Linked DNA regions of Mus musculus: region 2 is linked to region 1. Evidence: chromatin loops called from intact Hi-C (ENCODE). Cell type or tissue: left cerebral cortex. All regions are shown on one strand. Links, peaks and the distances in the headings refer to the core of each region. The heading gives the core; the rest is flanking DNA. Region 1 has its middle 76 kb from the start of Grik2. Region 2 holds the start of Gm35632 (a long non-coding RNA gene).

Region 1 (16,688 bases), core at 4,098-12,097:
TTTTTTTTTTTTTTTTGTAAAAAATTAAAGTGTCCATAGTTCTGCTGGTTTATTTCTGTGTCAATTCAATTTTATTGATCAATCTGTCTGTTTTTATACTAATACCATGCAGTTGTTATTACTATTGCTCTGTAGTATAGCTTGAGATCAGAGATGGTGATACCTCCAGAAGTTCTTTTTCTTTTTTTCTATGAAGTTTAGAATTGCTCTTTGAATGTCTGTAAAAAATTGTGTTGGAATTTTGATGATAACAGCATTGCATCTGTTTATTGCTTTTGCTTAGATGGTCATCTTTACTATGTTAACCCTACTGATCCATGAGCACAGAAGATTGTATCATCTGATATCTTCAAATTCTTTCTCTGGAGATTTAAAATCCTTGTCATACAGGCTTTTCACTTGTTTGTATAGAGTTTTATATTATATATTATTTATTTTATTATTTTATATATTATTTATTATATATAAAGGGTGTTTTCCCCTAATTTCTTTATCTGACAATTTAGTATGTGTATAAAGGAGTGACACTGATTCTTTTTTAAATTAATTTTGTATTGAGTCACTTTGCTGAAGGTGTTTATCACCTATAGGAAGTCTCTTGTAGAATTTTTGAGACTGCTTATTTATACTATAATATATTCTGCATACAGCAATACTTTGACTTCTTCCTTTCCTGTTTATATCTTTTTGATCTCCTTTAGTTATCTTATTGCTCTACTGAGAACTCAAGTAATATATTGATTAGATGGGGGAGAGAGGGCAGCCTTTTAATATTTTTTCTTTGTTCTGTAGATTTTGTGTTTTGATTTTTATATCAGGGTAGATTTCCTTTTCTAGTCTAACCTAATTGCCATTCTGGAACCTTGATGGATGAAGCTTCTCTTTCTTTAGACTGGGGAAGCTTTCTTCTATGATCATGTTGAAAATATTTTCTGGTCTGTGGACTCTTAACCTTCTTATACTCCTACTATTCTTAGGCTAGGTCTTTTTAGAGTATCCCGTATTTCCTGGATGTTTTGTGTCAAGAACTTTTTACATTTAACATTTTCTTTGACTGATGTATTGATTTCTTCTATCGTATCTTCTATGCCCTAGATTCTCTCTTCCAACTCTTGTATTCTGTTGGTGATACTTGAGTCTGTTTTTCCCATTTCTTTCCTAGGTTTTTCATCTTCAGAGTTTCTAGGTTTGCTTCTATTTACATTTTTAGGTCTTAAATAGTTTTGTTTATTTCTTTACCTGTCTAATTTTTTCCCCTGAATTCCTTTAAGGTATTTATTTATTTACTCATTAGCTGTCCACCTGTTTGATTATATTATCCCATATTTCTTTGAGAGATTTATCCATTTGTTTCTCTTTAAAGGCTTCTATAATTTTAATAAGATTGGATTTAAGGTCATTTTCTTGTGCATTAGTTCTGTTAGGATATTCAGGGCTGACAGTAGTAGGAGCGCTGTGTTCTGAAGGTGTCATACTGCCCTGATTTTTGTTGATTGTGTACTTATGCTGGCCTTTAGCCATCTGGTTATCTCTGGACATTCCTGTATATTTCAGATTTGGCAGGTCTGATGAACACAGGGAGAAAGGTAGCAAGACTTTGGAACTGGGGGAAAAGGAGTACGAGTTGTGAACAACAAATGAATGAGGGCAGCTTGGAGTGCTCTAGAAGATTCCAAGGGCAAAAGAAGGGAAGGGGCTAAGAAAAAGAATCTACCCTCTATGATTCTACTTCACCAGGTTTGATGAAGGCCAGAGACTTTCAATGACAGCTGCTATTTCTTTAGGGGTTATAGGACTATTTAGATAATTTACTTGATCTTTATTTAAATTTGATAAGTGATAATTTGATAATTTGCCTATTAGTTAGGTTGGCTAAGGGTTTGTATATCTTATTGATTTTCTCAAGAAACAAAACAAAACAAAAAACCTAAGACAAACCAAAACTTTAAAAACCTAAAGCTCTTGGTTTCATTGATTCTTTGTTTCTAATTGATTGATTTAAGCCTTGAGTTTGATCATTTCTTCCCATCCACTCTTCTTTGGTATGCTTGCTTATTTTTGTTTTAGAACTTTCAGGTCTACAGTTAGTTTGCATTATGAGATCTCTTCTACTTTTTTTTTTTTTTAAATTATGGAGGAACTTAACATTTTCCTCTTAACACTGCTTTCATTTGGTCCCATAACTTTGGGTATATGATTTTTATTGAATTTTAGAAAGTCTTCTTTCTGTGTTTTTTTTTTTCTTTTCCAAATTAATTTTATGAGGCCATAGTCAAACTGATACCTAAACCAAACAAATACATAAACAATGAAGCTGGCGGGGGGGGGGGGTGTAGAATTCCAGGTCAATCTCTCTTATGAATACTGATACAAAAATACTCAATAAAATACTGGCAAATAAAATCCAAGAACACATCAAAAAACATCTTGCACCATGATCAGGTAGGCTCCAGCCTAGGGATGCAGAGTTAGTTTAATATAGGAAAATTCATCAATGTAATCTATCATATTAAAAAATAAAAGTTAAAAGCTAGGCGGTGGTGGCGCATGCCTTTAATCCCAGCACTTGGGAGGGAGAAGCAGGTGGATTTCTGAGTTTGAGGCCAGCCTGGTCTACAGAATGAGTTCAGGACAGCCAAGGCTACATAAAGAAACCCTGTCTCAAAAAAGAAAAAAACAAACAAACAAAAACAAACAAACAAACAAAAACCCAAAAAAACAAAAAACAAAACAAAACAAAAACAAAAAAACTCAAAACAATAAAAATAAAAAATAAAGCTGAAAGATAAAAGACGTAAGAACATGCCATTAGATACTGAAAAAGTCTTTGACAACATTCAGCACCCCTTTATTTTAAAAGTCCTGGGTAGATCAGAAATATACACAATAAAGGGGGAGAGGAATACAGCAAGCCAATGGCCAACATTAAATTAAACAGAGAGAAACTTAAAGCAATTCTAATAAAATCAGTGACAGGACAGGCTAACCCATTCTCTCCTCTCTTCAATATAGCATTTGAAGATCTAGCTAGGGCAATAAGACACCTAAAAGAGATCAAAGGGATACAAATTGGAAAAGAAGAAATCAAAGTATAGCTATTTGCAGGTTATATGAAAGTATACATAACTGGCCACAAAAATTCTACCAAAGAACTACAACAGTTGACAAGCTCCTTCACTGAAGTGACTAGATACAGAATTAATTAAAAAAATCAGTAACCCCTTTTTATACTAATGATAAATGGACTAAGAAAGAAATGAGGGAAACAACACCCTTCACAACAGCCACAAATAATATTAAATATCTTGGTGTACTTCTAACCAAGCAAGTTAAAGACCTGTAAGACAAGAACGTCAAGTCCCTGAAGGAAGAAATTGAAGGAGATATCAGAAGATGGAAAGACCTCCCATGCTCATGGATCAGAAGGGTTAAAATAGTAAAATTGGCCATCTTACCAAAAGCAAGCTACAGATTCAATGCAATCTCTGTCAAAATTCCAACACAATTCTTTACAGTCATGAAATAATAATTCTCAATATGGAAAAACAAAAGACCCAGGATAGCTCAACAGTCCTGTACAATGTAAGAGCTTCTGGGGGTTCCACAATAGGTGATCTCAAGCTACACTACAGAACAATAGTACTAAAAAACTAAGTGGTATTGGTACAGAAAGAGAAAAATGGTATTAAATTTTAAACCTAAAATTAAACCCACAATGGAAAAAAAAAAGCTTTTATAAGGCAAAGGAAACTGTCAATAAGACAAAACAGAAGCCTACAGAATGGGCTTCATCTTATGATGAACTTCATCCACCATATATCCAACAGAAGACTAATTATCCAAAATATATAAAAACTCAAGAAGTTAGCCTGCAATAAATCAAATAACCAAATTAAAATGGTGTCCAGAGATAAACAGAATTCTCCACAGAGGAATCTCAAATGGTGATGAAATACTTAAAGAAATGTTCATTATCCTTAGTCACCAGGGAAATGCAAATCAAAACAACTCTGAGTATCTACCTTATACTCATCAGAATGGCTAAGATGAAAACTTCAAGTGACAGCAGATGTTGGCAAGGATATAAGCAAGTAGAGTACTCTTCCATTGCTGGTTGGAAAGCAAACTTGTATAACCACTATGGAAGTCAACTTTGCTGTTTCTTAGAAAATTAGGAGTAGTCCTACCACTCCTGAACATATACCCAAAGGATGCTGTACCATATCATGGTGACACTTGCTTTACTATGTTCATAGAAGCTTTTCCTGTAATTGCACGAACTGGAAACCACCCAGATATCCCTCAAATGAAGAATGGATAAAGTAAATTTAACTGGGTTCTACCTAGTCACTGACCAAAGCAGATGCAGAGACCTACAACCAAACATTAGATGGAGCTTGGGAGTTTTGTGTAAGACCTGAGGGAACATTTGAGAGATCCAGAGGGGATAGGGACTCAAAAAAAAAAAAAAAAAAAAAAAAAGAGTCAACCAACATAGACACTTGGGGACTTGGGGATGCCTAGAGACTGAACCACCCACCAAAACCCATACATGGACTGAACCTAGGCACCTTGTACATATATAGCAGATGTACAGCTTTCTCTTCATTTGGGTCCCCCAACAACAGAAACAGGTCCTGTCTTTGATTCTGTTGCCTGTCTGTAGATTCTGTTCCCCTACTTGAGCTGCCATGTCAGCCTCAGTGACAGAGGATATGCTTAGTCCTGCTGTAACTTAATATGCCTGTGTGGGTTGGTACCAGGAGGGTCCTCCTCAAAGGAGGAGGAGAAGGGAAGAAGGATGGGAGGAGAGACTATGTGAGTGGGGGACTGAAGGGGTGTGTGTGATCAGGACATAAGGTGAATAAATATGGAAATAATTTAAGTTTCCTTGACCCAGTGGTCATTGAGTAGAAAGTTGTTCAGTTTCTATGATTTGTCAGCATTTTCTTAATTAGTGATTGATGGTGGCATCCTTGGGTTGGTAGTCCTGAGTTCAGTAAGAAAACAGCATCTGGTTCATAGCATCAGAAACTCTAAGACAACCACGGAAGGAAATCACAACAGAAACTAAAGCCAAGAACCTAGAGGCAGGAACTCAAGCAGACACCATGGAATAATATTTCATAGTGGCTTGCTCAGAATAACCAGGACCATCTGCCCATGGCTGGCACTCCCCACAGTGATTTAGGTCCTCTCAAATCAACTACTGTAATGAACATAGTAGGAAAAAAATAAAAAGCCTTTTAGACATGCAAAGTCAGGACCCCCATCACATCCAAGGCTACACCTAATAAAAAGTATTCAGTGGCAGCCCCCATTCAAGATAACCATAAACAGTCCTAGAACCCTATGATGCTCACTGGATAATATATAAGCAGAGACCAAGAGCAATGCTCTGTTCTATACATCTGGAGAGATGCCATCTTGATCTGTCCTAAACTGGAGAGTCTCCCTCAAGAAGCTGACCTTCAAATCAGAGGCTTCTGAGACTGAACCTGACCTTCAGCTAAGATGCACTGCACAGGTGAACTGACTTAGGGAGATTGGCTTAGGACCCTTGTTATGACCATCAGTATAATCGATATAACTTTTGTTATACTAACCACATACATCTGCTTTCTTGGTCTGGACAACCACTAACCAAAGAAATTCCTCAAAGACTTGTCCACTGGCCAGTCCGAGGAAAGAAACTCCTCAACTGAGATTTCTACTTCCTTCATATATTTAGATTTGTGTCAACTTGACAAAACCTAACCAGCACAGGTAATAAAAAAAGATTTGGTACATTTGCTTTCAGGTCTTGGTATTGTGATATATAAAGAAAATGAGGCCATGAGTTTGAGAGAGAACAAGGTGAGGGGAAGCACAAAGGATGGAAGAAAAGGGAAAATTATGTAATTCTATTTTAATTTCAAAAGATGAAAAATATTTTTAGAAATGTAATATGCATTACCCTTTGCTCTAAAAGGAAAGGAATTAAAAAATAAATTTATGGGGCTGGTGAGATGGCTCAGTGGGTAAGAGCACCCGACTGCTCTTCCGAAGGTCCAGAGTTCAAATCCCAGCAACCACATGGTGGCTCACAACCATCTGTAACAAGATCTGACTCCCTCTTCTGGTGTGTCTGAAGATAGCTACAGTGTACTTACTATAATAATAAATAAAAAATCTTTAAAAAAAAAAATAAATTTATGCTATTCCAGAATGATGATTTTTTTTCTTTCACAGTATAACTCTAAACAATTCTAGTATATTTCTAAGGGTACCAATTTTTCGTTCTGTCAAAAACTGGTTACAGTGTACTGTGATGTTAAAGACCATTTTTGCTCATAGTCTTTCCTTATAACTTTTCTGAGTCTTATTTCTGTCCAAAGCATCACTCACGTTCTTCAACTCTACCCCCTGTAAACTTTCTTACATCTCACAAGTACTAAATCTGTTTTTTTCTCTCTCTCTGTCACACTTTATTCCTGAACTTAGTGCACACCTTTAATTCCTGCCCTTGGAGACAGAGCTAAGTGAATCTCTATGAGTTGGACGCAAGCTTGGTCTACACAGTAGTTCTAGGCTAGTCAAGGCTACATAGTGAGACTTGGTCTCCAAATCAACCAACCAACAATTTCAAGAAATATAACACGATAAAACACAAAAAAACTTAGGTTTTACAAGCTGAGGAAATACTTTCCTACCAACTTTCTGAAGGAAGGAGACATGTGTGGGGACAGACCAAACCAAAAGATTATAAATAAGAATTGCTATGGCATTTTGAAATATTAGTCCATAGTACTATAGAGGTAGTACTTCATATTAATAAGATAAATTTTAATTTATCAAAGTTTTACCCAAACAAACAAACAAACAAACAAAAACGTATTATTCCAACTTTAAGCAGACTTCAAAATTAGGACTTATTCCTTTTTAATGTTACTTTTTGAAGGCTGGAGATACATAAAATTAATTGTCTTGTGTTTAATATGAAAGAAAATACATTTTGTGTAAAAATATTCTTATTGTCTGCATGCCACACACAATTTGGTAAATGGCAACAATTTAAAAATGTGTCATCTTTTGGGCCTGGAGCTCATTATGCTCAGGAGAATTAGACTGTGATAGAATTCCCTAATGTAGTTCATTTTTAATGTAAAGATTTACTTATTTTTACTTTTTTGTATCGTAGTTTTCTAGCATTTATGTCTCTGAACCACTTACATGCAGTGGCCCTGAAAGCCAGAAGAGGGCATTATATCTTCTCGAACTAGTTGGACTCCATTTGGTGCTTGAAACCCAAACTGTGTCGTCTACCAGAAGAAGTACTCTTAAACACTTAGCCATCTTTCTGACTCTCATCTAATATGGTTTTTACATATACTACTACAGTAGCCATTATTTGGTGTCTTATCTTTATAACCATTATCTGGAAATAATTCCACTGCTGTAATCACAGTGTTGTTAGCTTCTTGGACTGTAATAACCAAGTAGGATCCACATTGAAGATGCCTATGATGATTTTTAGAAGACCTGAGTAACAATGTGGAGGACTGGAACATACACATTTACTGTAGATCTACTGTATGTCTCCCACATGTTTCTTTCTCAATTTGTAGATAACTGTTCATTTGTAGTTTCTTTTTCTCCTAAAGGTGAAAATTTTGTGAAATGACTTTGGCATTTTGCCTCTGCTAATAAAATTGGATAACATGCACTTGGGAACCTAATCTCTGGGTAAGAGTCTCTGAAGCTTAAAACTTAGTGTTTTAATACTATCAAGGAACATCATAACCATGGAAACACTTTTTTAAAAGCATTTAATTTGGGACTTGCTTACAGTTTCAGAGGGTTAGTCTATTATCATCAAGGTGGAACCATGACAGTACATATGGTACTTGAGCAGACATTAAGAGGTACATTTTGGCCTTCCAGTCAGATCTAGCTCCAAGCCACCTTGGGGAAGAAATCAGCAGACGGTCCCACAGTCTCCAGAGGACTCTCCACACTGCATGTACCCTAGCACACCCAGGATCTTAGGATCACTGGTGAGTTGAATGCAACATCTGTTCCAAAACAATCATGAGGGGCCTGTGACAGCAGGAACAAGGATACAGGAGCCCTGTGTGACCAGCAGATTGTGTTCCCTTCTGGTCAGTGCTGGTATACCTTGGTTTTGAACACATCAGACAGCCCCATAGTCCCCAGAGGAGACACCACTTCTAGGCACTGTAACATGCCCAGGATCTTAGGATTCCAGGATCCCAGGATAACAGGATCTTGGTCACACCAGGATCTCAGGGACTTAGAGGAAGCTTGACTGCCAAGAACTCTGACACACCCATAATCTCAGGTTCATAGAAGCCCGGAATCACAGAATCACAGAGAAATCTGGACTCTGAAGAGTCCTGAATCAACCACGATTACAGGAAACACAGCCTCCAATCAGATATATTGAGGGCAGCAAGCACTTGAGATAATCAGATAAAACCGAGGTTACTTAGCATGATCAGAACCAAACTCTCCCACCTTAGCAAGTCCTGGTTACACAATCACACCAGAAAAGCAAGATATGGATCTAAATTCACTTCTCATGACGATGATGGAGGACTTTAAGAAGGAAATGAATAACTCCCTTAAAGAAATACAGGAGAACACATACAATCAGGTGAAAGAATTGAACAAAACCATCCAGGATCTAAAAATGGAAGTAAAAACTGTAAAGAAATCACAAAGGGATACCACTCTGAAAATAGAAAGCCTAGAAAAGAAGTCAGGAGCCAAGGATGCAAGCATAAACAACAGAATACAAGAGGTGGAAGAGAGAATCTCAGGTGCAAAAGATAGCATAGAAAACATTGACACACAATCAAAGAAAATGCAAAATGCAAAAAACTCCTAACACAAAACATCCAGGAAATCCAGGACACAATGAGAAGACCAAACCTAAGGATAATAGATATAGACAAGAAGGAAGATTTCCAACTTAAAGGGCCAGTAAATATCTTCAACACAATTAGAGAAGAAAACATCCCAACCTAAAGAAAGAGATGCCCATGAACATATAAGAAGCCTAGAGAACTCCAAATAGACTCGACCAGAAAATAAATTCCTCCAGTCACATAATAACCAAAATACCAAAAGCACAAAACAAAGAAAGAATATTAAAAGCAGTAAAGGAAAAAGGTCAAGTAACCTATAAAGGCAGAACTATCAGAATTACACCTGACTTTTCCCCAGAGACTTTGAAAGCCAGAAGATCCTGGGCAGGTGTAATACAGACCTTAAGAAAACACAAATGCCAGCCCAGGATACTATACCCAGCAAAACTCTCAGTTACTATAGATGGAGAAACTAAGGTATTACATGACAAAACCAAATTTACAAAATATCTTTCCGCAAATGTAGCCCTTCAAAGGATAGTAAAGGGAAAACTTCAACACAGTGAGGGAAACTAAGCTAGAGAAAAAGCAAGAAAATAAGCTTTAAAAAAAACTAAAGAAGATAGTCACATGAACAGAATTCCAACAACAAAAGTAACAGGAACCAACAACGATTTTTCCTGAATATCTCTTAATATCAATGGACTCAATTCCCCAATATAAAAACATAGACTAACAGACTGGCTATATAAACAGGATTGAACATTTTGTTGCATACAGGAAACCTACCTCAGGGGCAAAGACAGACACTACCTCCAAGTAAAAGAATGGAAAACAATTTTCCAAGAAAACTGTCTGAAGAAACAAGCTGAAGTAGCCATTCTAATATTGAATAAAATTGGCTTTCAACCTAAAGTTGATAAAGAGGGGCACTTCATACTCATCAAAGGTAAAATTTACCAAGAACTCTCAATTCTTAACATCTAAGCTCCAAATGCAAGGGCATCCACATTCATTAAAGAAACTTTGCTAAAACTCAAAGCACACATTATGCCTCACACAATAATAGTGTGAGACTTCAATACCCCACTCTCACCAATGGACACATCCTGGAAACAAAAACAGAAACACATTGAAACTAAAAGAAATTATGAAAAAATTGTATTTAACAGGTATCTATACAACATTTCATCCTAAAACAAAAGGTTATACTTTCTTCTTAGACCTCATGGTACCTTCTCCAAAACTGACCATATAATTGGTCACCAAACAGGCCTCAGCAGATACAATAATACTGAAATAATTCCATGCACCCTATCAGATCTCACGCGGACTAAGGCTGATCTTCAATAACAACATAAATAATAGAGAACCCACATACACATAGAAGCTGAACAACACTCTACTTAATGATAACTTGGTCAAGGCAGACATAAGGAAAGAAATTAAAGACTTTTTAAAGTTTAATGAAAATGAAGCTACAACACACGAAAACTTATGAGACACAATGAAAGCAGTCCTAAGAGGAAAACTCATACTGTGACTGCCCCCAAAAGAAGCTGGAGTGAGCATACACTAACAGCTTAACAGCACACCTAAAAACTGTAGAACAAAAGGAAGCAAATTCACCCAAGAGGAGTAGATGGCAGGAAATAATCAAACTCAGGACTGAAATCAACCAAGTGGAACCAAAAAGAATTATACAAAGAATCAACCACTCCAGGAGCTGGTTCTTTAAGAAAATCAACAAGATAGATAAACCCCTAGCCAGAATAACTAGCAGGCACAGAGACAGTATCCTAATTAATAAAATCAAAAATGAAAAGGGAGATATAACAACAGAATATGAGGAAATCCAAAAATCATTAGATCCCAATAGAAAAGCCTATACTCAACAAAACTGAAAAAAATCTCGACAATTGAATAATTTTCTAGACAGATACCAGACACCACAGTTAAATCAGGATCAGAGTAACATTCTTTATTATTATTATTATTAGGTATTTATTTCATTTACATTTCCAATGCTATCCCAAAAGTCCCCCACACCCTCCCAAACCCACTCCCCCACCCACCCACTCCCACCTCTTGGCCCTGGCATTCCCCTGTACTGAGGCATATAAAGTCTGCACAACCAATGAGCCTCTCTTTCCACTGCTGGCTGACCATGCTACCTTCTAATACATATGCAGCTAGAGACACGAGCTCTTGGGGGGTGGCGTGGTGTTACTGGTTAGTTCATATAGGGTTCCACCTATAGGGTTGCAGATCCCCCCCCATCTCCACGGGTACTTCCTCCAGCTCCTCCATTGGGGGCCCTGTGATCCATCCAATAGCTGACTGTGAGCATCCACTTCTGTGTTTGCTAGGCCCCGGCATAGTCTCAAAAGAGACAGTTATATCAAGGTCCTTTCAGTAAAATCTTACTAGTGTATGCAATGGTGTCAGTGTTTGGAGGCTGATTATGGGATGGATCCCTGGGTATGGCAGTCTCTAGATGGTCCATCATTTTGTCTCAGCTCCAAACTCTGCCTCTGTAGCTCCTTCCATGGGTGCCTTGCTCCCAATTCCAAGAAGGGGCAAAAAATCCACACACCATGGTCTTCGTTCTTCCTGAGCTTCATGTGTTTCATAAATTGTATCTTATATGTTGGGTATTCTAAGTTTCTGGGATAATAATAATCCTCTTATCAGTGAGTACATTTCATGTGAGTTCTTTTGTGATTGAGTTACCTCATTCAGGATGATGCCCTCCAGGTCCATCCATTTGCCTAGGAATTTCATAAATTCATTCTTTTTAATAGCTGAGTAGTACTCCATTGTGTAGATGTACCACATTTTCTGTATCCATTCCTCTGTTGAGGGACATCTGGGTTCTTTCCAGCTTATGGCTATTATAAATAAGGCTGCTATAAACATAGTGGAGCATGTGCCCTTCTTCCCGGTTGGGACATCTTCTGGATATATTCCCAGGAGAGTATTGCAGGATCCTCTGGTAGTACTATGTCCAATTTTCTGAGGAACCAACAGACTGATTTCCAGAGTGGTTGTACAAGCTTGCAATCCCACCATCAATGGAGGAGTGTTCCTCTTTCTCCACATCATCGCCAGCATCTTCTGTCACCTGAATTTTTGATCTTAGCCATTCTGACTGGTGTGAGGTAGAATCTCAGGGATGTTTTGATTTGCATTTCCCTGATGATTAAGGATGTTCAACATTTTTTCAGGTGCTTCTCAGCCATTCAGTATTCCTCAGGTAAGAGTTCTTTGTTTAGCTCTGAGCCCCATTTTTAATGGGGTTATTTGATTTTCTGGAGTCCACCTTCTTGAGTTCTTTATATATATTGGATATTAGTCCCCTATCTGATTTAGGATAGGTAAAGATCCTTTCCCAATCTGTTGGTGGCATTTTTATCTTAATGATTGTGTCTTTTCCCTTACAGAAGCTTTGCAATTTTATGAGGTCCCATTTGTTGATTCTCAATCTTACAGCACAAGCCATTGCTGTTCTATTCATCTTTCCCCACTTTCTCCTCTATCAATTTCAGTGTCTCTGGTTTTCTGTGGAGTTCCTTAAGCCACTTAGATTTGACCTTAGTACAAGTAGATAGGAATGGATCAATTCACACTCTTCTACATGATAACCACCAGTTGTGTCAGGACCATTTTTTGAAATTGCTGTCTTATTTCCACTAGACAGTTTTAGCTCCCTTGTCAAAGATCAAGTGACCATAGGTGTGTGGGCTCATTTCTGGGTCATCAATCCTATTCCATTGGTCTACTTGTCTGTCGCTATACCAGTATCATGCAGTTTTTATCACAATTGCTCTGTAGAATAGCTTTAGGTCAGGAATGGTGATTCCACCAGAGGTTCCTTTATTCTTGAGAAGGGTTTTTGCTATCCTAGGATTTTTGTTATTCCAGATGAATCTGCCGATTGCCCTTTCTAATTCATTGAAGAATTGAGTTGGAATTTTGATGGGGATTGCATTGAATCTGTAGATTGCTTTTGGCAAGATAGCCATTTTTACAATGTTGATCCTGCCAATCCATGAGCATGGGAGATCTTTCCATCTTCTGAGAGCTTCTTTAATTTCTTTCTTCAGAGACTTGAAGTTCTCATCATACAGATCTTTTACTTCCTTAGTTAGAGTCTCGACAAGGTATTTTATATTATTTGTGACTATTGAGAAGGGTGTTATTTCCCTAAATTCTTTCTCAGCCTGTTTATCCTTTGTGTAGGGAGAGGCCATTGACTTGTTTAAGTTAATTTTATATCTGGATACTTCATTGAACCTGTTTATTTGGTTTAGGAGTTCTCTGATAGAATTTTTAGGATCACTTATATATACTATCATATCATCTGCAAAAAGTGATATTTTGACTTCTTCCTTTCCAATTTGTATCTCCTTGATCTCCTTTTGTTGTCAAATTCCTCTGGGTATGACTTCAAGTACAATGTTGAATAGGTAGGCAGAAAGTGGGCAGCCTTGTCTAGTCCCTGATTTTAGTGGGATTGCTTCCAGCTTCTTACCATTTACTTTGATGTTGGCTACTGGTTTGCTGTAGAGTGCTTTTATCATACTGAGGTATGGGCCTTGAATTCCTGATCTTTTCAAGACTTTTAATATGGATGGGTGTTGGATTTTGTCAAATGCTATCTCAGCGTCTAACAAGCTGGTCATGTGGTTTTTGTCTTTGAGTTAGTTTATATAATGGATTACATTGATGGATTTCCCTATTTTAAACCATCCCTGCATCCCTGGAATGAAACATACTTGGTCAGGATGGATGATTGCTTTGATATGTTCTTGGATTATTATAGAAAGAATTTATTGAGTATTTTTGCATCGATATTCATAAGGGAAATTGGTCTGAAGTTCTGTATCTTTGTTGGGTCTTTCTGTGGTTTAGGTATCAGAGAAATTGTGGCTTCATAGAATGAGTTGGGTAGAGTACATCCTGCTTCTATTTTGTGGAATAGTTTATGAAGAACTGGAATTAGATCTTCTTTGAAGGTCTGATAGAACTTTGCACTAAACCCATCAGACCCTGGGCTTTTTATGGTTGGGAGACTATTAATGACTGCTTCTATTTCTTTAGGGGATATAGGACTGTTTAGATCATTAACCTGATCCTGATTTAACTTTGGTACCTGGTATTTGTCTAGAAATTTCTCCATTTAATCAAGGTTCTCCAGTTTTGTTGAGTATAGCATTTTGTAGAAGGATATGATGGTGTTTTGGATTTCTTCAGGATCTGTTGTTATGTCTCCCTTTTCATTTCTGATTTTATTAATTACGATGCTGTCCCTGTGCCCTCTCATGAGTCTGGCTAAGGGTTTATCTATCTTCTTGATTTTCTCAAAGAACCAGCTCCTCCTTTGGTTGATATTTTGAATAGTTCTTCTTTTTTCCACTTGGCTGATTTTGCCCCTGAGTTTGATCATTTCCTGCAGTCCTCTTGGGTGAATTTGATTTATTTTGTTCTATAGCTTTTAGGTGTGCTGTCAAGCCCCTAGTGTGTGATCTCTCTAGTTTCCTTTTGGAAGCTCTCAGAGCTCTGAGTTTTCCTCTTAAAATTGGGGCTCAGAGCTGAACAAAGAATTCTCACCTGAGGAATACCGAATGGCAGAGAAGCACCTGAAAAAATGTTCAACATCCTTAATCATCAGGGAAATGCAAATCAAAACAACCCTAAGATTCCACCTCACACCAGTCAGAATGGCTAAGATCAAAAATTCAGGTGACAGCAGATGCTGGTAAGAATGTGGAGAAAGAGGAACACTCCTCCATTGTTGATGGGATTGCAAGCTTGTACAACCACTCTGGAAATCAGTCTGTTGGTTCCTCAGAAAATTGGACATAGTACTACCGGATGATCCAGCAACACCTCTCCTGGGCCTATATCGAGAAGATGTCCCAACCGGTAAAAAGGACACATGCTCCAGTATGTTCATAGCAGCCTTATTTATAATAGCCAGAAGCTGGAAAGAACCCAGATGCCCCTCAATAGAGGAATGGATACAGAAAATGTGGTACATCTACACAATGGAGTACTACTCAGCTATTAAAAAGAATGAATTTATGAAATTCCTAGGCAAATGGATGGACCTGGAGGGCATCATTCTGAGTGAGGTAACCCAATCACAAAGGAACTCACACAATATGTACTCACTGATAAGTGAATATTAGCCCAGAAACTTAGGATACCCAAGACATAAGATATAATTTGCTAAACACATGGAACTCAAGAACAACAAAGACTATAAAAATGCCTTGGTGTGAGTCTAAGTAAGGAAGTGAAAGATCTGTATGACAAGAATTTCAAGTCTCTGTAGAAAGAAATCAATGAAGATCTCAGAATACAGAAGGATTTCTGATGCTCATGGATTGGCAGGGAACTCACTATTGCTCATAGTCAAAATGGCTATCTTGCTGAAAGTAATCTACAGATCAATGCAATGTCCATCAAAATTCCAACTCTATTCTTCACAGAGTTAGAAAAGGCAATTGGCAAATTCATCTGGAATTACAAAAATCCTAGAATAGCAAAAACTATTATCAAAAATATAAGAACCTATAGTGGAATCACATTCCCTGACCTACCTTAAGCTGTACAACAGAGCAATTGTGATAAAAACTGCATGGTACTGGTACAATGACAGACAGGTAGATTAATGGAACAGAACTGAAGACCCAGAAATAAACCACATACCTATTATGGTCACTTGATATTTGAAAAAGGAGTTAAAACCATCCAGTGGAGAGAAGACAACATCTTCAACAAATGGTGCTGGCACAACTGGTGGTTAGCATGTAGAAGAATATGAATTGATCCATTCTCATCTCCCTGCACTAAGCTCAAGTCTAAGTGGATCAAAGAATTCCACATAAAACCAGAGACACTGAAACTTATGGAGGTGAAGTGGGGAAGAGCCTTGAAGATATGGGTATAGGGTAAAGAGTCGTGAACAGAACACCAACGGCTTGTGCTTTAAGATCAAGAATTGAAAAATGGGTCCTCATAAAATTGCAAAGCTTCTGTAATACAAAAGACACTGTCAATAGGACCAAAAGGCAATCAGCAGACTGGGGAAAGTTCTTTACCAATCCTAAATCAGATAGGGGGCTAATATCCAATATATATAATGAACTCAAGAAGTTGGACCCCAGAAAACTAAATAACCCTATTGAAAAATGGGGTACAGAGCTAAACAAAGAATTCTCAACTGAGGAATACCGAATGGCTGAAAAGCACCTAAAAAGAAATGTTCAACATCCTTAATCATCACTGAAATGCAAATCAAAACAACCCTGAGATTTCACCTCACACCAGTCAGAATGGCTAAGATCAAAAACTCAGGTGACAGCAGATGCTGGCTATGATCTGGAGAAAGAAGAATACTCCTCCATTGCTGGTGGGACTGCAAGCTGGTACAAACACTGTAGAAATCAGTTTGGGGTTCCTCAGAAAATTGAGGCTAGTTCCACTGGAAGATCCAGCAATACCACTCCTGGGTATATACCCAGAAGATGCTCCACCATGTTCATAGCAGCCTTATTTATAATAGCCAGAAGCTGGAAAGAACCCAGATGTCCCTCAACAGAGGAAGGGATACAGAAAATGTGGTACATTTACACAATGGAGTACTTCACAGCTATTAAAAATAATGAATTTATAAAATTCTTAGACAAATAGATGGATCTGGAGGATATCATCTTGAGTGAGGTAACCCAATCACAAAAGAATACACATGATATGTACTCACTGATAAGTGGCTATTAGCCCAGAAGCTCAGAATCTATTTTAGAAGGG
Region 2 (16,688 bases), core at 5,517-13,516, 330 kb after region 1:
CTCTGCTTTTTTGAACCAAATTCCCCTATTCTATTCCTTCTGAAACAGAAGAAGAAATAAACCTTAGTGTCATTGTTTCAAGGAAAGGATTAGCAAATCCAGGCCACTGGGCCACTGGGCCACTGGGCCATTGGGCCACCGGGACACCGGGACACCGGGACACCGGGACACCGGAACACCGGGACATTAGGACACTGGGCCGCTGGGCCGCTGGGCCAGCTCCAGTTCACCCTATTTTTGTTTAGCATAGTCTTTGCTCAGAATAAAACCTGTAAATACTCTCCTTTTCCTCGTGATTCTTACTAAAAATTCAACAAAATACATCATGTTGAATTTTAATAGTAAATATTTTATGAATAAATATTACCTTTTATAAGCTCTTGAGAATAGAAAATACATTTTATTAACTACCATGACAAAAATTTTTAGCATTTAATTGTTCATGAAAACCTTTTGTATGAACAAATTCACTCGAGCATTTTTTTATCTATTACCAATAGTTTAATTACCTCTCTTATTTGCTTATGTGCAGATAGCAAAACTCCTAATAAAGGCAAAGAATGTTGAATAATTACAGCAACATAAACAGAAAAAACAATTTGCAGGGGGCAATCATTCAGTCTGGCTTCTTTTGCTCCTCTAATTACATATAATAGCTCCGTTCCTGTCTGCAGTGACTTATTTTCGTGGACTTTGTCTTAAATGACAAAGTGGAGTATTTGAGGCCAATGAAATCAAAAGAGGGACTATTTCAAAGAGAAACAGAGGAATCCTGGGAGCAGATGGGAGGATTAGGGAAAGAGAAGTGGCACTATGGCAGTTGCTGCACCTGTCAAAATTTGGCTCCAAACTGTGTTCCCAGTTGATCTGATTCTAGAGTTAACAGGAAGACCCGTGAAATACTGATCCTGACACTTTAGAATTACGGATTTTATGGTTTGCTGATGCTTCTGCTGGGCTGCCTGTTCCATTCAGCTATGCTGAATCTATGTACCTGGAAATGGCATCTCTTGTCAGAGAAAGTACAATGCCCACAAAGGCCAATTTAGCTCAAGGAGACCCAAGACTGACAGTGAGCACACACAGCATTATAAGCTTTGGAATATAATAGAGGAGTATAATGGGGAAAGAATATTGAGCAGCCAAGTAATCAGTGAGACTGACAAATCATTAAAAATGCTGCTTATGTATAGACCTTGAACAGTAAAATTTAGGTCAAATGGACTCTGTAGTGAAATATGAGATTTGAGATTCTATTAAAAATTAGTATTTAAACACTGGGGTTCCCATCTTAGTTGAGTCTTGTGATAAGGACTCTATATATCTAAGAGAAACAGAAGAAACTTGGATTGTCTATAAATGGCCTAATAGTCTTAGACCCCAGTTATGTCCATGGAAACCCCAGTTTCCACACTCTCTATAGCCTACCATGTGATTTACATAGAGTTCTGAAGACTTTGTACCAATATTCTCTAGTAGTCATTGACTTGCCAACCCATTTTTTTTTACCAATTTAGTGAGCTAAACCCCAATCAAAAAAGGGAAGAAAATATTGGGTCAAATATTTCCTTACAGCTTTAAAGTATTCTATGAATTGACAAGAAAAGAAGACAGGATAATGAGTGAATGCCAAGCTCCCCAAGGTTGCTGGGAGCCTTAAAGTCAACTTTGCCAAATATTGATCCATATAAACTTCTATTTTCATGACTATAGAGTCAGTTGTAATGAATGGCCCCATGGAGTCTCCAAGCTTTTACAATTTGAAAAGACCTCCATTCACAAAGCTGTGTCTCAAAGGACTACATTTCATTTTGAAAAGATGTGGATGAGTTTGAAACAGTCTTACTTAAACATGCATCCCTTGAGAAAGGACTGGCCCATAACAAGCCTAGAAAAAGAATTGCTGTGACTTTGGGAAGGGAAAACACCTTTATGAATGTATAACCATGTCATAGGCTTTCTGTGAGTTCTGCCTCACTTCATCTTACCTGTTCACTTGAAAACCCACGCAATACATTAAAGTGCTTCTTAGCTGCATGTGTATCTCACTGACAGAATTATGTGCTTAGAATATTTGGAAGTAACTAGATTCTCTATCATGCAGAAAAGCATACATATTCACAATACTTATACATATTACATACCACATATCACTCCACACATATACCACCACCACACAGACACACCAAACACAACATATCACAATGCATACATAACCCCTCTACACAGGCTCATGCCATGTGATTTTAAATGCTTTCAGTATAGAGTTGGTAGAAAAAACTGGTCAACAGACAGAGAATAAGAGAATGCAAATGCTCAGCCCTAAACAAAGTGTTTATACCACAACCCCTCCTCAAGAATCACTGTGGAAGGAATATCTGAAAGAATGTAAGAGGTAGAAATGATAGTAAGTATAAGAAAATCGTGTTTCCTGGACATAGCAGGACTACACATATGAACTCATAGTGGTTGTGACAGCATTACAATACCTGTGCACGCCCAACCTAGACAAGATTAAAGCATGGAGAAGAATTTTAGACACAAATTCTATTCAATTCCAATTCCATTGGCAATTGCTAGATAATGGGAAAGTTTTCTGCATGTGTTGCCCCTGGAAAGCTGATCATGCTTCAGTAGAAAACTACATATCCAAGAATATTTGGGCAGCCCTGTTGGTCTTCATGGGAAAAGAAAAGGAACAAAGACTAGGCGAAAAGGGAAGTGGTGGTAGCTTTGAGAAGAGTTCAGAGAGGAATGGTGAATACTCTCAAAGAACGAAGGGGGGGGGGAGAGAGAAATAAATTACTCATACTGAATTAAAAAAAAAAAACAATAAGATAGGCAATAAGCAAATTCTTCCTAGATGTCTTTTTTTTTTTCAAAATAGAATGATAGATATTTAAAACAATTTGTGAAAGAGATGTGTTTTAAATACTTTGGCTACTAACTGCAGACCTTGGTTTTATATGAACATAATGGGATAGATACAAAGAGAGAAACGAGGTCACCTGGGTTCATTCTGCTGGTTAGAATTAGGCCACTTAACAAGCAAGTCTCAGCAACTTTCAGACTTAGATGGACTGAAAGCTTTAAATTCTCTCAGATAAGTACAGAAAACAAAGCATTAGGAAGAAGCTGAGATGTTGCAAAATGTACTGGCGACCCTACAGTGAACTTGGGGCTTGGGAAGAAGTACTAATGAACAGGAATATCTGAAATGTTTTAGCCATGCCCTTCCAATATCCCCCCCCCCCTTCTTTCTAGCTTCCTTTGACAAAAATTTCCAAGTTCAATTTAGAAAAAAAAAAACATTTTTCTTTCTATCTATTGTCTTAATTCTCTATAACATCGACTTGGTTCTGAAAATGGAACATAATGAGCAGTTAGTATTAGCTGATAAGTAACTCAGCTTTACCAGGCAATATGTTTACTGATAGTGTGAACAATGAATGATCAAATGAAGGAAATAAAATGTCAATCCCTAATTTACAAAGATGAGATGGTATTAAGGAACATGGAAATGTTCTCATCTTCATTGCTGAAAAGAAAAGCATTACTTTTTCATGGTTCAGGGCTTGGCTCTGATGTTCAGGAAAACTTTGTAGATCATCAGGTTAGACAAAGGTGTCAGATCTTTATCAGATAGCACCAAGAAGAGGCAACAACAATCCTTCCTGAAATGATACCGTTTGATTTCTCTCATGGGTACCTACTAGAGGGTTCATACAGTGCTGTTCTTGTTGACACATCCAAATATTGTATAAACTGGGCCTGCATAAACAAATAGCACATTGTTAGTTAGTACTGTTGAGCACTTGAGAAGATGAGGCAAGAGATTGCCATGGGTTTTAAGCAAGACTGGGCTACAAAATGTTTGAGGTCAACCTGGGCTAGAAAGTGAAGCTCTGTTTCTGAAAACATTATATACGCTCCAATTATTAGTTAAAATTAGTTAAAACAAACAGGGTTCTATAGAAATTACATGATGCCCCATGCATGTATACATCCACTCACTTAAATGTCTCCACAAATAGTGATTTAAGACAAGAAGAAACAAGAGTCAACTCATTTTAAAATAAAGGAAAATGTCCAATCATTCAGATATAAGTAAGAAATTTGCCCTTAGGAAGGTTTTGCCTCAATTTCAAATAAAGCTTCAAGTGATGCCACTGATGTGTAATGCAGATGGTTCGTGCCAGGTAAGCATTTGGAAAAAAGCAAACAGTAGGCTTTGTCGTTCACCTTCAGGTTTGAATACAGATTCCCTCTAAGTGCTGAGCTTTTCATATACTTCTTCTTGCTTGTCTAGATTATCTCATCTCCGCAAAACAGTCTCAAACATTTAATTTAATAATGTAATATGATGTAATGCAATGTCTTCAAACAATGTGAGTATGTATGTGAGGACAGAATACAATAAAGTGGTCCTTGTAGCTACTTTAGCCTAGATTTCTTATAGCTGAAGTATATATAATATGTACTAAATATAATGTATTTGTCTTCTTGTTTTGCAAACTTTGTCAGATACAGGCATATAACAAGTTTATAAAATTATACTTTTTCTTATTAAGAAAATTTGGTATGAAAATGAATGTCTTTCTTTGAACTGAATTTTTCCTTTTTTTAAACAAATAGATCAAGAAAGCTGTGCAGTGAGAACCATAATTTTTCCTGACCTATTCTAAACACTTACAATAGAATTTAAGTTAAAATAAATGAAGTGACTCATTCCTGTAATGAGGCAAAAGCATCAGATTCAGACTCAAGGAGAAAAGTTATAGCTTCCAGGTCAAAAGTGGAAAAAAAAAAAAAAAAAAAAACACAAGTCTACTAGCTACACATAACTTTCCTGCTCCATCCTACCAACATGCCTTCTTCAGAGCTTGGAATATGATCAGATATGCAACACTGTTAGAAAGTCGCATTTTTATTCACCACCAAAAAGCTGTGCAAATCCCAATGAAAAATTCTTATTCTAAGAGGAATTTGCTCAATCGTAGCCTCAACAGACCTTTGTTCTTGGTCATGATTTTAAGAATCTACCCCAATCTCTATCATACTCAGTTAGCTACAAGGACATAACTTTAAAGTCTCTGCCAAGGATTCCTGAACTTCTGATAGAACACTCTAGTGATCTCTGTGAGAGGTTCATTGTAGGTATGGAAAAATCATTTTGATGGTCTTCTGAGAACCTCAAAGTCCTAGGTAAGGAAGAGATATCCAAAATTGGAATATGACCTCTGCTCTCAAATAAAACCTTGTAAGTGGGGCTGGAGAGATGGCTCAGAGGTTAAGAGCACTGACTGCTCTTCCAGAAATCCTGAGTTCAATTCCCAGCAACCACATGATGGCTCACAACGACCTGTAATGGGATCCAGTGCCCTCTTCTGATCTGTCTGAAGACAGTAACAATGTACTCACATACATTAAATAAATAAATAAATAAATAAATAAATAAATCTTAAAAAAAAAAAATGGTAAGCAATAACATGATTTTACTCCAAGGACATTAAAGAAGGTAGTCTGTGTGAAGGCTTCAGTGCCATACAGAGGGTCAGTATAGACACAGAGACCAAGGTCAGGTACAAGTATACCCTTGTTCTTCATCCTCAATTTTTTTAATTGTACAGTGGAGCTTATAGTACTTACCTTGTGGTATAATTCAAAGATTAAGTTGGATAAAGTAGAAAACATGTTTGCTGTTCTAGAGAGGTGGCTTAGTGTATTAGAGGGCTTGGTATCCAAGCATGTGGTCATAACACTTTAGGACCAGGTAAAAAACCCAGGCACAGTTCTGTGTGCTCATAACTGAGTACTGAGATCCAAAAATGTAGGCTCCAAGAGCTTGCTGACCAGCCACTGTAGCAGAAATAATGGGTTTTTGGTTCAATGAAAGGCCTCATCTCTCCAGAAAAGGACAGAGAGATTGGAGGAGGGCATCCTATACTTGACCCCACATGTGCATATGCAGGGATATATGCACTTGCATATTTACATTAATACACAACACACACATATATCACATACCACACTGATAACAGAGAGAGAGAGAGAGAGATGGAGTTGGGAGGAAAAAAGGAGGGGTGGCAGGTGGGGGAGAGAAGAGAAGAAAGAAGACTGATTTATTCCATACTCAACCTTTGAGAAATGGTCAAATAGGAAGCCAGTGTGATATCAAGAAACAATAAACAGCTGGTACATGCTAGAAACATAACACACATAACACTTATTCTCTTTCAAATGGGAACTTTTTCCTCTAAAATATACACAGCAAAGAATTTTACTGAAATTTCAACTTATTTTTTCTATGTATTAATTCTATATTTGTTCTAACAAGGAAAGAGTATCTGCTCCTCTTTTCAAAGGTCTAATGGAAGTTGTCTCTTCTGCTTATTTGGTACCATACTTATACACTTCAGAAATATATCTGAAATTGTCACATAAATGTTGAGGGAAAGAGAACTAAGGAACATTGAATGATACAAACACTTTATTTCCTATAGTCATAATTTTCATAGATTTTGCAGGTGAATAGGGGGCATAAATAATTGTTGAGTAACGTCTCACTGCATCAAGACTATAATGAGTAGTCCCTGCTAAGACAAGATTAATGATTGGTTGCTTTAAGTAGATTTAAATAAATAGTTCTATTGCAGTTCCTTGATGCTTTATTCTGACAGTTGCAATTTCCATAACATTTAACACTGTTAATTTTATTTTGGCTACATTTTTAATAATGACATTTTTCATTTTTAATGGATCTAATTTGACTATCCTCCTATCACAGGAACATAAAATTCCTGCATAATAAAAGTAAGCATGCTACATTAAAGAAGATTTCAAACAGTCCCTTGGATGTCCTCTGATCTCTGCTTTGAAAGCTAGGGGTAAACACTATAATTACTGCATGAATTAAAACTTTGTCCCATCATTTTCAGAATGATATAATAGGTTGGCAGTGTACATTTCAGAATATGGTGTCACAAATGCATAATCTCTGAGTGGAATAATAAAATTCAAAACCACAACCTTCCTTTGGGGTTGGGGCAGGGAGAAGAGCTGATTTGAATGTGCTCCATTAAACAAACAAACAAACAAACAAACAAGCTGATTACTCCAAGCATACTGAAAATCAGACATAGCCAGAAGGAAAGTGTAAAAGGCTTTCTGATGACTTGGGTTGCAGACTATTCCCACAAAGCCTATCAGACATAAATGAAATAAATGGGAGAAAGATGCTAACCAGTCTTTGTTCCAATAACTGCAGAATAACATATTGGAATTCTCAACACAAAGCCAAATGGCTGGCAAGATCATCCGTATGCAAATAGAGAGGAAGTGACCCCCTCCCCTGCCCTCAAGCTATTCTGAGATCATTGATGTAGTTTCTTTCAATAACCAAATTGCCTTTTCAAGATACCTTAAATTTTTCTTATGAATATTTTATGCCTAAATATTCTGCTCTCTCAGTTTCCATGTTTGTAGCTTCTTCATTGTGTAATATCTGAAACTCCCTATGTGGTAAAAGGCAAGGTCATCTCTGAATATCTAAAGGATTCAGAGCAACCTCTTGCTATCACCTACAGGTTGGGCAGGTGACTAAAGCTTGGCTAATCTGATGATTCTGCCAGGCATTTGGAATTGCACACAAGTGACAAAAAGAAATAAAGACAGCTTGGGGTGCATTCCACGAAGCATCTACAAAGGTGGGGGTGGTGCTAGTGTGGCACAGTAGCAGTGGGTCCTTTCTAGGCTGTTCCTTTGTTGTGACCTTCACTATGTTCCTTGTTGCCTGCATTCCTGTCAGTTTGCTCAATCTCTAGGCCTCTCAACTAACCAGAGAGCTTCCTGATATATTGACAGCACAGCCCTCTTGCTGAAGTTAAGGTGAATCTCCCTCTGACACTTGCAGCAAAGCCCTGAATGATGCCTGGAGAATTCCCTACTGTAAGGGGCTACCAGTGATAACCAGCACGTTATTGTTCTGTGTCCTAAAATAATATTTGACAGGAATATATTAGCTACTCATAGTGTTTATTTGTATGTCAAAAGCCTTCATGGTTTTTAAGCATTGGACAGTTAGATCAGGATAAAAGAAAACATCAAAGATTTTTATCCTGGTCAGGCTATAATATATAATATTTTATAAACACTCAGTAAAAACTAAGAAAATGGATTTTTTTGGTAAATGATAAGATTTCTTCATAAAAAATAAACACTGAGAAAAACATTCCACATGTCCACTTCCACGTAAGTTGGGAAAAACTGTATCTAACCAGTGAAAGATTTTAGGAGCCACCAAAGCATGATTCCTGAGCCCAAGGCTCTGGATTCCAGTTCAGACTGTCTATGGAACAGCAAGGTTGTAAACCATCCTCCCTCGGCCCTATGGCATGTGTGTGCAGCTGGCGTTTGGTTACAGGGGTAATGGGAGAATCAGCTGAAGTCAGTGTGTGAGCACACTAATACAGTAAGGTGTGTGAACGACAGGCCCATCTGCCACTCAGCCCCACATAAGTGGTGTGTGCTGTACCTTTTTATACCTTCTTCCCACCCTCTTTTTCTTAAGCTTTCACATGAAGGTTTATTGGGAAGCTCAGCACAGCTGTTAGTATCCACCCCCACCCCCTCTCCTGGTCCCTTAAGGATTTCTTTAAAGGTAACTATGAGGTCCTGTGCCTCAGGCCCCAGGGGAGTCCATATGTTGTGCTACTGACATTGTCGCTTTCTTTTCTTTGTCACCTCTAATGAGAGTAAAGCAACCCTCACCTCCTCACCTTTGTCCTCTGAATAGCAGTAAGTGTGCTGCAGCGTGAAAAAGGACTTTGGTTGATAGAGTTAGCTGTTAGGGAAATGCTCTTAGGTCCTTTTCTGCCCTTTTAATATCTGGTCCCTTCCTCTTCTACTACCTATTTCCTCTCTATCATAACTAACTGGTTTAAAAAAAAATCCAACTGGAACTTCAAGCCTTGGACTGTTGAAGAAATGATCTCAGAGCTTTCCCCCGGTGACCTTGCCCGATTCATCACCATCTTCCCTCAGCTCACTGCTCCTTCTTTCTAACAGATGGCCTAACTCTTCATTCGGGTCCCTGCTTGCTTTCAGGGAACATTCTGGGCAATCTGTTTAAAAGACGAACCAAATCACTTTACCATTCCTTAAAAACTCACAGTCATTCACCTCTGCACTCAGAAAAAAAGAAAAATCTAAGCCCTGATCCTGTGACACATAAGATTCCTACATGTGTAGATCCAAATCCTCACCTGTCATCACTTCCAGCCTTCTGTCCTCTCCCATGCGAGCTGCCCTGTTCAGCCTTTGTTCCCTTCTGTGAATAAGCCCTCTGAAGTAGGACCTGTGGGTCAAGTTTCTCTCTGTACAAATAGTCTTTGTCCTCCCGTCTACTCTGTTATCTCCTACCAGCCTAGCACAGACCTACATGTACCCAAGAATTCACCATCCTTTCCTTCTGGTTCAGTCTCTACTGCACTATAAGGAGACAAAGTCGTCTCCTATTTATTTTGGCCTCTTTTATCTCACAACAGTCCACAAGGAGAACCAGCTCGCCTTTGTTTAACATGGTGTCCCTAGCACTGTAAGTAGTGCTTGAGACATGTCAGCTATGCAATAAATATTTCTACTGAATAGTTTAGTGAACGTATTCTGTGAAATTTAAATGAAAATTAGCAATATTGCCTATTTCAATCTCCCTTTCTCTGAAAACTCTTCTTGACTGAAGAGGTTTCTGTCGGGAAAAAAGAAACAATAGCTTCCTGGCTATCAGTGACTTCAGGTTCTTATAGTAAAAGGGACTTCAACATTTGCCCCATTACCAGTTGCCCAAATAACTACCAACACTCTCTTTTGCTGGCAGAATCCCTCATCTGTTTTAGATGAAGAAAACATTCATGGTTGTGCCACTAGAACAGACCGTAAAGACACTGCATACATTCTTAGACAATAGCTTACCACACATCAAGGTGATGAACATATCTGTATAATTTCACACCATTTTTCCCACTCCCCGAAACAGAGGGTCAGGAAGCCCTTTATTAACCAAGTTTGAATTTAGGAATGCAATGCCATATTTTTACAGTAGGAAGAAATGGTTCTTTTTTGGTTTTGGTTTTTTGTTTGTTTGTTTGTTTGTTTTTTGCATAGAATTCCAGTTTGAGTTCATGCACAGCCTTTTAATTCCCTAATGCAGAAAGGGAAAAAGGAAAGAAAAAAAAAAAACTAAATAATCAGCTTCTTAGAATATATACATAAGAAGCTCTGTTTAACCCTAAGCTATTTAACACTTCAGTGGTTTTATAAGCACCAGAGTCTCATTAAACCTTATGTGTGTGTCTTTGTGTGGGTAAGGCAAAGAGTGGCCTCAGGGTGATGACTGCCACACTGAACAATCACACTGACTAAGCTTAGGACTGAAATTAGGAGGCAAGCAACAGTGACATCTAGTGTGAGTAAGAAATGCTAAGATGGATAAACTCCAGTTCCTCCCAAAACAAAGGAAAAGCTACTGGAGAGATGAACACAGGTTAGCCTTACAAAAGTGATGCTGGTTGCAGAGGTAAAAGCAGAAGCAGCTACAACTGTCACTCCAGAGAGCCTACTCAAAGGCCTTTGCCTCCAAATGCTCTTTCAATTATACATTATTTCGGACTGTATCATCTTTCTACCTGGTTCTATAACTCATACGCACCCCTGCCTTTTGGACCCTGGAATCATCAAACGCTCCTCCCCTCTGCTTGGAATATTTTAAAGGGCATCTGGATGCCACCTTCCCTTTTAAGGAAAGAATTTGTTTGTATGTTTTCCCTTTGAACCTTCCCTACCTGCCTGCAGCAGGACAGCACACATTATCGAGGGTGTGCTCCACTGCAGACCTCTCAGAGAGTCTTTTCATTTGCCAACCAGACAGGTCACTCTAGCCCCATATTGGCTGAAACCATCTTTCAAAGACTTGCTCAATCACGGTCGTTTGTAGAGGATCACAGTTTCCCTAGGAACCATTATCATCTTCAGCATGTCACTTCAACAGCCTGCACATGGACTAGAGCTGCTTCAACATCTCCAAGGACGCTCTCTCTCCCCCTCAGCCACCCACTCCCATGGTCTTCGTTCCTCCAGGTTGGTTTCAAGTGCCTCTCGCCCAGCTTGTTCCTCCAGCAACAGTGAAATCTTCATTTGTGCTTTGCAGGCTTCTCCCTGGAGAGTTTCTACTTGCACTCACTGACTTCTCTGTGCAGCCCATACTCAAGGCCCACCATTCTCACTGCTTTCTTAATGTGCTCCCTATCCTAACTCCTTCCTCTGACCACTAGTCCTGAGGATAAAACAGCCCATCAACACCTATGGATAAGGAGAAAAATCACTCAACCAACCTGACTTATCCTGTGAAATTTGAAGGCAGGTGTAGATGTCACTACTGTGATTCTCCGCCACTGTTACTTTGTAACTCACCATGAATTCTTTTACACATACTTTCTCCTTACCTGAGTACATTACCCAGAGAATAAGAAAATCAATGATCTGCTTTATATTCTCAGTCTTAAACTCACAAAGCTTTGTTTATCTCAATTCATTTTCCCCTTCCTCTCTCCTACCAAAGTTCAGTTCCTACTTGTGTAGGAAATACCACAACCCTCCCCACCTCACCTTCTCAAGGACTTCAGTCAAATGTCTTCCCTGTTTGCTCAGTCATTTTCTCCTCTCTACTCTATCAGTCCTGTTTTGTGAAAACTCATAATGACATACTGAATCTAAAATGAGATAAATTAATCTATCCCAAAATTTTCTGTTCACGCATGTATAGCCAAATTCTTCAAAGGAAGCCGTCTACTTTTTCATCCCCTTTCCTTCCTCAAGTGACTTCTGTATATTTGTCCCCATTGTCCCAGTATGCATATTTTTATGTTTAACCACACAGAGGCATGAGACCTACCTACCCATCCCTTACTAAGGGGAAGAATCATTTTCTCCACTAAGAGGTGTGCTCTCTCCTTCATTGCTTATTACCTTCCTATACAAGTTAGGTCCCAGTTTTTCCTCTCAGCCCCACGCTCCCAGAAATAAAACTCAGACTCAAAATATATTTACAAAACCTAGGCCATTTAGCTTTGCTCTTCTCTGACTAGATCATAACTTATTATAACCTATTTACTCTGATCTACATTCTGCCTCATGGCTGGTTACCTGTGCTCAGTTCCCATGTGTCACATCTTCCTGGGAGAATCTGCCACATCTGGCACTATCCCAGAACTCTTTCTGCCTCTCACATGGGGTGTTCCACCTTCTGTTCTACCGTTTTGTGTAGGCTGTAAGGTTTTAATTTGCATCCAAACAAAACAAAAGATATTCTCTGTAAACCTTCCTTTTCAGTCTCTCACTCCCTAATACTAGGTCCATTAAAATGTTGAAATTCATCATGCTCAGCCCTGGTCTAGGTTTTTTTTTTTTTGTTTGTTTGTTTTTTTTTTGTTTTTTTTTTTTAATGAAAGTATATACACCTTGACTAGAAATATTTTTGTGAGTGTCTCCCAGAAACTTAGATTTCTTACAACAATCATAACTTACCATATAAACTCCTAAAACAACTACTTATTCCCAACTTTTAACTGTTTTATATGACACTCAATATCAATATGTTCAACCTTTTATCTCTCCTCCTTAGTCTCAATCTCAAGACACAACACCACTGTGTAACCTCAAAATTGTTTTAATTCTTCCTTTCTTTCTGCATCCCTTCCGGTATTCAGTAATTCTTTTTTTTTTTTAAATCCTTAAAATGTATCTTGCATTAGAGGCATTTTTGGCTTTTCCTTCCATATTCATGATCATCATTATCCCACTGGCTTTCTGCAACAGCTCCAGAATCTGTCACTTCCATAGGGACAATGGAACAGGATTTGGCAGGTTTTGAAGTTCATCACCTAATAATGTATAGTAGGCTTTCCCCCAAGTGTGGTTTCCTTTATTATGGAAACAATAGAATGAAAAATCATAATAAGCTGTATCACATACACGTTGAATGAAATAGTAAAACAGGATCAAGATAATGATAAACACATTCATAATACAGACAGACAGACAGACAGATAAAATTGTCAATATCCCATAGCAATTATAATATAGAGCATACTAGAAGGTGGAGAATGTTGTTTAATTAGGCCCTGATTTTCCTTGAAATTTCACAACTCACTGCTGTTGAGGACCTTGGCTCTGCTTTTGGAGAAGGTCTTACTTTTCTGTCCTTCATCAACCTAGCCACTTCTAAATGATAATTGGGAAAATGCCCCAAGCTTTTGGCACCAGAACTTCTTCCCATCAAGATATTTAGGAACCTAAAAATTATTTCCTGACTAAAAAACACCAAGAATGTGCCTAGTTCAGAATACATTACACCCAAACATGCTTATTTCAGTTTGGAAAGGACACCTCCCAACTCTATTGTTCCATTGTTTGATTTGTCTCTTACCTATGGTTCTTCCAAGATGAGCCTTTCCCCTCTCTCCTTTTTCTCTACCTGACCCCACAACCTGATTACAATTTAAACTTTATGTTCCATAAGATGAGCAACTGAGTTAAAGTTTTACTGCTGTACCTAGAATAGAAAACTCTGTCAGGGGTCAGTGTCCATATCAGTAGGTGCTCTGCTCAGGGAACAGCTGTGAAACAGGTAAGCAAAAACTTATCTGAGGGTTGATGTCTGCTTCAGCTCCATTTCTTCCTCCACTAACTAGTTTATTATTCTTCCTTCTTATCTTTTTCATATATATCGATAGGTAGGTATATAGATAGATAGATAGATAGATAGATAGATAGAAAGATAGATGTAATAGTAATAATTTTCAAGTAGTAATTTTCAACTTTGGTTGTACATGACAATGAGCTGGATATCTTTTGAAACCCAACATCCTAGCCAGACACTAAACAATTAAATTTAAGACTCTAGGTATTGGACCTAGGCATTCTTCCTTTATAGAGCTAGGTAAGCGACCCCAGTGTGTGGACTAGGGGGAAACTGCTCCAGAACAAGCTGTTTTTCATGCTGCTTCTTCCTTTCAAGTCTTGGAACCCAGTACTAATTGCTCAACCTGTGGCTCTGCCACAATCCCCTGCAGTAAATCAACAAGTATTGAATTCGTAAGTGCTCACATCTGGAACTGATTCTACTTACTCTGCACCCACCCTCCCAGCTGCATCTTTCTCTCTGTATGCATGACACTAAATTCCTAGATTTAACAATTGCATTTTAAATTACTTTTCAGATCTGATTTTATGTCATCTCAATGCTGAAACTTTATTCCAGATTTCAACTAAATCTGCCATTTTCTCATCCGGCATGTGTGCTCATTCTCTCTTGCTTTCACTCATTTGCATCTGCCTTCATTTTTTTTTCTGGCCAATAGCAAGTCATTTATAGAGAAAATTAGAAACCCAGCTTATCTCCACCATGTGCTCTGACTCTCAGTCTTCCTGACTCTAGATTACTCAACTGCAATTACTGATCAGCAGCACATTTGAAGGTAAATATCTCCTGCAACTCTAAATTGTTTTTTATTGTTTTGACATCTGAAAATGATTCTGATATAGAACACTATTGCGTATATGTTTGCAGAGATTTAATGATTAATAGAAAGGGTTTTAAAAGAAACCAAAAATTAGGCATTTGAAGGCCCATAATTTTAAAGCACTTGTATATGAACACACACACACACACCACAACATACAAAGGATGGTAAAGAGTGGAAATGTCTTTTAACATTTCATAACATTTTCTTAACATGTCATTTGTACCTAAATATGAATCTGTAGAGTCAAATTTTTATAAGGCTTGATGCAGTCAATAGAAAGTACTATCTAAGATTAGCTGGTATTTAAATTCTCTGTATAGATTTGTCATACTGTAAATGAAATACAGCAGGCTACCAGAAATCTAGGTGGGGAAATGAGGTTCTGGTCCAGATTTCAATTTGGTCAGGTCATGTTTTCATGCAGTTGTTGAGTTCAATCAAGACCCAGCTGGAGACCAATGGCAGGGAATGGAAATTATGATCAGAGAGAGAAATATATAAATTCCTAACAAATGCTTGCTGACTCCCTAAGCTGCCCCAGGCATAGTGCAAAGCAGAAGAATTTTTAAAATCAAGGACAAGTACAGATGACAAACATAGTAAAATAATAATACAGACACTCAGGTTAGAAATATAACTTCAAGAGGGAAGGGTTTAAATAAGTACCTAAATTCACTGGAGACCAGGAACCGAAATAATGAAATTAAACTACACAGATAGAAGACCACTGCATCATTGATTGATTGATTGATTGATTCATTCATTCATTCAAAAGAAAAATGTGGTGGGTTGTTCACATGTGACAGAGATACTCAAGACATGAAAGAGATGAAAGCAACACTCTACGATACCTCTCTCTCTCTCTCTCTCTCTCTCTCTCTCTCTCTCTCCTCAGATTTAGGAAAAAAAGTTAGAACCAAGCAGGCAAACATACTATTTATTTATTCAGTGAATCAACACAGAGGCAAAACCTTGGAAATCCTCAGGAAGATGGTCACCACCAATGAAACCAATGAAGTCAAATGGACAATTTCACTCACATCTTTCCAAATGCACAATTTTCAAAGAATTGAAAGTTTCTTCTGCTGAGGTGAGTGGTCATTATACTCGGAGCTCTACAGCACTTCCTGTCATTTCTGTCAGCCTGCTGCACACAGCAGCCCAGTCTCTCATACTTTTGCCAAATAGCCTTTGTCCTACTTTGCCTCTACTCACTTACTTAAATGTCCTCCTTGGGCAATTTTCCATTATACTTTTTCTTCCTCTGGGATATACCTCTCATAAAGCATCTAAAATGTTCTCTGTCAATTTACAAAAAGCATTTCTAAAAATGTCTTTCTTTAATTGTATTTTAAATGTCCTATTTTACTTTATTTAACATTATTTTGGACATTATGGTCACAAAGAACAAATCCTATAGCATTCTATAAACACCTATGTAAAAAGGGTTTCTAATTTCTCAGCTGCATTTCTTGCTGGTGAATATGCCACAAATGAGAATTTTCAAAATGAATATGAACAGTTTTAGATGAGAGATACTTAAATGTAACTGCAGATTAGTCATGCAAGGATCATTACAGGGCATGAGAGGGAGACTTGAACGCCCTAACCAAGACAGGGCTTCTCCCTGAGACTGTTACTGTCATAGATTCTGGGTTAGATCCTGCTGGTAATGGTTATTAATGGAACTGAAGCATCCAATAGCTCATTTTTCTTCATATACAATCTTTCCAAACTAGGAAGAAAAAAGAAACATTTTTCTACATGAATCCTTGGGAGTGGAAAAGAATATAAAGTAAATGATATGTTACAAATTTCAAGATAAGTGTATTTGAGCAAAATTACCCCCTACAAAAATTTAACAATAAGTTAATGTTCTATTTGTAAACAAAAGTCTATTTCTGCTAATTAAACCTTAGTTCTTTAGGAAAACATGAATCATTGAGCATCTGTAATGTTTACATTCTAATAAATGATCTGAGGTTTTCTTTCTTTTTGAGATGTCAGTCAGTTAGCAATCACTACTTTATCAGCAGTGTGTAACTATACCTAACCTTGAGATGAAATGAGAAGCTCTTGAAATCTTTATGACAAAGGAGTGGCCCTTCA

Evidence for each region. Peaks named below come from ENCODE experiments on the same cell type or tissue, not always from the same donor. Only the 100,000 strongest peaks of a DNase experiment are listed, where the experiment ranks them.
Region 2: it touches region 1 in a loop (2.3-fold over the local background); 3 of 42 quality-filtered maps call a loop at or near these places.

The regions. Positions count from the first base shown.
Region 1 is chr10:49,856,764-49,873,451 of GRCm38, forward strand. No RefSeq gene overlaps it. Among named protein-coding and RNA genes, the nearest start is that of Grik2, 76 kb to the left of the region's middle. In left cerebral cortex, for the core only: a CTCF peak has its summit at 7,236 (motif pointing right); no DNase peak of the experiment used is centred there.
Region 2 is chr10:50,189,644-50,206,331 of GRCm38, forward strand. Gm35632 (a long non-coding RNA gene) reads left to right here and starts at 13,630. Exons shown (of 3, transcript XR_871637.1): 1 at 13,630-13,681; 2 at 15,529-15,669. In left cerebral cortex, for the core only: a CTCF peak has its summit at 10,448; a DNase peak (open chromatin) is centred at 10,428.